Regions from separate parts of the Homo sapiens genome. Here region 1 is linked to region 2. The links are chromatin contacts, found by Hi-C or POLR2A ChIA-PET in ENCODE. All regions are on one chromosome and are shown on one strand. Each heading gives the region's core, a stretch centred on a gene start or an enhancer-like site at or near the end of the contact. The rest is flanking DNA. Distances are from core to core; before and after follow the strand shown. Region 1 overlaps IST1 (IST1 factor associated with ESCRT-III). Region 2 holds the start of ZNF821 (zinc finger protein 821).

Region 1 (2,700 bases), core at 8-2,507, 43 kb after region 2:
AAAAACTCATAGTTTTTTTTTTTTTTAGGCAGTCTTGCTCTGTCACCCAGGCTGGAATGCAGTGGCGTGATCTCGGCTCATTGCAAGCTCCACCTCCCGGGTTCACGCCATTCTCCTGCCTCAACCTCCCAAGTAGCTGGGACTACAGGCATCCCCCACCACGCCTGGCTAATTTTTTTTTGTATTTTTAGTAGAGATGGGGTTTCACCATGTTAGCCAGGATGGTCTTGATCTCCTGACCTTGTGATCTGCCCACATCGGCCTCCCAAAGTGCTGGGATTACAGGCGTGAGCCACCACGCCCGGCAAACCCATACATTTTAAGTGTATACACAGACAATTCCACTCTCTGATCAAGGTATACAACATTACTCTTACCTCAAAGTTCCCTTGTTGCCAGTCAACTCTGCCCTTCCCTCCAGAGTCAGAGCACTATTTTGATTTTTTTGTAATTTAGTTTTCCTGAATCTAGAACTTAAGGAAACATACAGTAGATGTGTGTGGGGGCATGATCTTAATATAAAATACTAGATGGAAGACTGGAAATACAGATCAGACTATTATAACAAAATAACTTGGACATTATATTCCTTTAAAAAAACTTTGCCCCCAATCCCTAAAGAATGTTGGTTCTTAAGGAAGCAGTGTTTGTTCTATCAGAATCCTATTATCACTCCTTGGACTTAGTTGGTAAAGTAACAGACCTTATGAAAAGGAACAGTCGATTGCTCTGTGGATGTGGCCCCATGTATCCCACTTTGATTTCCCTTAAACTTTTTTCTCACCACAGGAAAGTAAAACAGGATTCAACCCTAATTAGAAAATGTAGATATTAACTGTCATTCAAATGTTTATTAGCCTCTAGAATTAACTTTTTTTTAGCCAGATGCGGTGGCTCACACCTGTAATCCAGCACTTTGGGAGGCTGAGGTGTGTGGATCACTTGAGATCAGAGTTCAAGGCCAACCTGGTGAAACCCTCTCTCTACTAAAAATACAAAAATTAGCCAGGTGTGGTGGCATGCGCCTGTAATCCCAGCTACTCAGGAGGCTGAGGCAGGAGAATTGCCTGAACCCAGGAGGCAGAGGTGCAGTGAGCTGAGATCACGCCAACTGCACTCCAGCCTGGGTGACAGAGGGAGACTGTCTCAAAAAAAAAAAAAAAAGTTTGTGAACTAAGGTTTTCTCCTGTGTTTTGATCATTTTATTTTTACTGCCAAAGGGGATCTGAGTCATTTCTCTGGTATTTGTAACGTTGTGCTCCTTGCCCTAATTAGGTCCTGGACCCAAGCCAGAAGCCTCTGCAAAGCTTCCTTCCAGACCTGCAGATAACTATGACAACTTTGTCCTACCAGAGTTGCCATCTGTGCCAGACACACTACCAACTGCATCTGCTGGTGCCAGCACCTCAGCATCTGAAGACATTGACTTTGATGATCTTTCCCGGAGGTTTGAAGAGCTGAAAAAGAAAACATAGGTCTCTTAAACCAGGCAACTTTCACGTTTTGGGAGTTGAGACTGAGCAATTTCTCCTTGTAACAAAGAATCTCCATGAAATTCTGTTTCATCTGTTAACCGTCACTCAGCACAACACTCCCTCTGGGCTCTCTTCCTGCTCCTCCAGATTCTGCTGCTTTCCAGTTCTCTGTTGATCCTGAGACTAACAATTGGAGACTGAGGCCAGAGCAACTGGCTCCTGGCAGCTGTGCTTGTCCGTTTCCTGTCAGAGTGATCCCAGGTTTCCTCCTGGCCCGTCCCATGGTCCCTCCACAGGAGTGTGAGAGGATGGGGGAAGCACTGTGGGAAGACCACCAAAGATGGCTGGACAGTGGGAGAGAGCACGTTGTGAAGCATCCCAGCCTCGTGTTGAGGTTCCAGACTTAGAAACAGACCCCTCTGTACAGGGGGATTGTGGTGAGTGAGAATCAAGGCCACCTTGTGTGTTTTCTCACTCTCGAATGCAAGTGGGAGAGGGAAAATGACTCGGGACGCCATTGTAACGGTTCCTGGAAGCTGGGCCCTCTCATTGGCATATACAGTACTCCTCGCTGCAGGGCACTGTCCCACCGGGATCCAGTTGCAAAGTTTGTCTTGACAGTTGAAGGCCTCGCTTAGTTGTACTGGATTCTCAGGGAGCCCTCTGTGGCCTTTTGCTTTGCGTGCTGTTTCCCTTGTACCAGAGGGCGGCACCGTGGAAATTCTGTTTTCCCTGTAGCATATTGTGTTGGATTGCATTACTGGCAGAGAAAGGACAAGGTGCCATTCAAGTCCTAGGGTGGGCTTCCAGCTGCCTTAATAGAAGTACTCAAGTCTTTTGGGTAGTGAGCTGGAAAGCCTACAGGAAAAGAGGGGTACCTGTTTTCATTTGAAAACTTTGATTCATGGAACCTTTAAAACTAATCTCAGAAAAATTTTTGGTGCCCATGCAGCTGTAGTTGTTCACTGCTTTCCTGGATGGATGGGACTCTTATGTCATAACTTCTGTTACTCCTTTGGCCCATAGCTAAGGTCATCCTTCCCCACAGGGGTGGCTTTGGGATTGGATGATACAGCTTTTGCTTCTGTGTAGTATACCTGTACATACTTGTTTCAGGCAGCCTTTCTTTAATGTTTTCAGTTGGTTTGTATTCTGTAGCTCAGTAGCTGCTAATAAAGTTAAAGATCCTGTGTCCTGCTTTCTCTACTGTTTGGTCAGATGATGA
Region 2 (2,700 bases), core at 42-2,541:
TTAACACTGCCTCAATTTCCAAGCCAAAACCTGAAACCAAACCAAACCAAAAATGTAAATAGATAGCTGCCTGAACATGGGCTGGGAAGACAGGTAAACGGTGAGATTCAGGTCTAAAGGGATTCCATTTTAAAAGGAAAGCAGTTCTGTCTGTCTTCAGAGCAAGGTTAAGAGTCCTCGGGAAGGTGCAACGTCTCCCCTGAACACTGTCTCTGCTCTCCCACAGGTATTAGGTTGCAGCGTCTAGGGCACACCACAGACTTTGGCAAGAAAAAAAACGAGTGAAATCTCAGCTTGATGAAAAGAGAGTGCGTTCCCACCTCCAGCTCTGGTGCAGTTCCCACGGAGCAAAGCAAACTCGACTGAATCCAAGTGATCTGTATCTGCCAAAAAGGAGAGGACAAGAAAGCTGGTCACTTAGCCGCCTGGCTGTTCACCTGACCCCTGGGGTTGGGTCTGGGGCGTGTCTAATCAGCCGAGATGGTCCCTCTGCTTCTTCAAGCATGAGCCCAGGTAAATTCCCAGGAATTACCAGACAAGAGCCTGACAAGAGCCGGAGGTCTTCCGAGGCGGCTCAGACAAACCCTTAGACAACACAATCTCCGAAATCTAAATTTAGAAGCTTTTCTGCGAGACCCAGACGCGGGGACTGATACCCCCCGGTCTGCACGCCCACGCCCATCCTCCCCTCCCCCAGCTCCACCCAAGGCTGTCAGACGCCGGGGCCGTCCCCGCCGGGGCCCGAGGAGGCGGGGTGCCCGCGGCCCGCGCAAAAGCCCCCCGGCCCCGCACCCCGCGCCCCGCGCCCGAGAGCGCCAAGGGGCAGCAGGAGGAGCGGCCGGGGAGGAATTGGGGTTGGAAGCGGGGAGGGTGAGCCCGGGCTGCCCCCCTAGGCCGGAGCTGGCCCCCGGCCCTCTCCCCAGTGCAGACAAAAGGACCAACAGCCGGCGGCCGCGAGGGGGCGAGGAGCCCGCATCCCCAGCCCGGACCCGGAGGGAGGGCAGGGGGTCTTTTTACCCGGCGCCTCGGCGCTGCGCTGCGCTCTGGGTCCCTGGGCCCCGCCTCCGGACAGACGGACCGCCGGACAATGGACCCGGGACCGCAGCCCAAGCCAGCCGGGCCGGGGCGCTCCGGGACTGGGCCCCGGCGAGCGGAAGGGGCTCCGGGCCGAGCCGAGCCGGTGGCGGGGAGCCGAGGGGCGGCGCTGCAGACGGACAAAGCCAACAGCAGACAGACAGACGGAGGGGGAAAAAGATGGCGACGCGGGCGGCGGGAGCGCGCGGCTCGCGCACCCGCAGCTAGTGAGGCGCGTGCACGAGCCTCCCTCTCCCCCTCCCCCGCGCCGGCCAGGTCCCCTTCCCCGCGGCCCGGCGCGCGCCTGGCGTTGTGGGCGGGGCCTGAGGAGAGGGGCTCTGGAGAGGAGGGGCTCCGGGGAGCGCCCAATCCCGGGCGCCCGAGAGGGGCTCGCCCGCGTTCCAGGGCTCCGGAACCCCCCGCCTCGCCCATTCCCGGGTCTTTCTCTGGCTGTCTCAGCCGCTCAGCTCCCCCAGACCTTCCTGGACGTGTAAACGCCACCCTACCCAGCCCCGATCCTGGTTTCTTACCCCACCATCGAGTTCAGCCACAAAACCCACAACCCCCAACCACAGCTCCGCCGCAGGCACCCCCTCTCCTTAGCCCGGATCCCCACCACCGTCACAAACCCTCTTCGCCTCATTCCCCCACGCTTCGCGGTGGCTTCGGCTCCCGAGGCTTTGAATGTGACCACGGGCCTTGGTGGGAGGGGCCAAGTTCAGCTGTCAGAACCTCAGAGCTGGGAAATCTTGAGATTTCTTTTGAGTATTTAATTTTCTGACATGATTCTCAACTGATAAAATAACATTGGCTGCAGACCCAGGGGCAGGGGAACTTGTGGCACTGTTGTCACTTGAGGGATGTTTGGGGGCAATGGAGAGCCGTTGGACCTTTTTTTTTTTTTTTTTTTTGAGACAGAGTCTCGCTCTGTCACCCAGGCTGCAATGCAATGGCGCGATCTTCGCTCACTGCAACCTGCGCCTCCCAGGTTCAAGCGATTCTCGTGCTTCAGCCTCCCGAGTAGCTGGGACTACAGGCGTGCACCACCACGCCCAGCTAATTTTTGTATTTTTAGTAGACGGGGTTTCACCATGTTGGCCAGGCTGGTCCCGAACTCCTGACCTCAGGTGATCCTCCCGCCTCGGCCTCTCAAAGTGCTGGGATTACAGGCGTAAGCCACTGTGCCCGGCCTGGTTGGACGCACTTCTAGTCAAACACCTCCTCCTGTCCACGTCCTTCTCTCTCCTAGTTCCTGTTGCCTTCTTTTCTTCCTCTCTTCTAGAATGCCTGAGCCTGCCCTGGCATCGCTTACCTGGAGAAGCAGGGAATGCAGAGGAAAGAAGATGAGATCTGGTATTAGAAGATCTGGCTTTGAGCCCCAGCTCTGCCACCCACCAGCCTGTTGACTTTGGGCAAGTCACTTCCCTGTTCTGAGCCTCTGCTTCCTAAGATGTCAAATGGATAATGATGCAATAATTCCTGGCCTTTACTCTCCGAGGGTTGTTGTGCCAGTTAAGTAAAACAAATGGCTAAAAGCATCATGCAAATGTTTTTCGTGATTACTGGCTGCACAAAGGCAGGGCTAACGAGGATGCTGTCATTTGCTGATAAAGTGACAAGTCCTGG

What was found. A loop is a pair of places that touch in the nucleus more often than their neighbours do. ChIA-PET counts read pairs that join two places held with the same protein, here RNA polymerase II (POLR2A). Pooled maps may share reads with other maps.
Region 1: a loop to region 2 is called in a map of endothelial cell of umbilical vein, with 4 times the contacts of the local background. The contact joins the enhancer-like site here to the promoter of ZNF821 in region 2. A Hi-C loop is called at or near these places in 16 of 168 maps with a recorded cell type or tissue (CD4-positive, alpha-beta memory T cell, Calu3, G401 and 10 more), 7 of 37 single-sample maps with no recorded cell type and 22 of 50 pooled maps. POLR2A ChIA-PET finds 5 or more read pairs at or near these places in 30 of 52 experiments (A549, A673, AG04449 and 23 more).

Annotation. Positions count from the first base shown.
Region 1 is chr16:71,926,339-71,929,038 of GRCh38, forward strand. IST1 (IST1 factor associated with ESCRT-III) reads left to right here. Exons shown (of 10, transcript NM_001270975.2): 10 at 1,276-2,700. The coding sequence ends at 1,475. Among named protein-coding and RNA genes, the nearest start is that of IST1, 32 kb to the left of the region's middle. Within about 2 kb of position 1,258, at least 15 of the 41 ENCODE cell types and tissues checked have a DNase peak (open chromatin) inside an H3K27ac peak, as active enhancers do; they include ascending aorta, endothelial cell of umbilical vein, heart left ventricle and 2 more, where a contact is called at or near this core.
Region 2 is chr16:71,882,891-71,885,590 of GRCh38, forward strand. ZNF821 (zinc finger protein 821) reads right to left here and starts at 1,292. Exons shown (of 8, transcript NM_001201552.2): 1 at 1,018-1,292; 2 at 321-383. RefSeq lists enhancers at 118-317, 2,158-2,658 and silencers at 678-797, 818-1,577.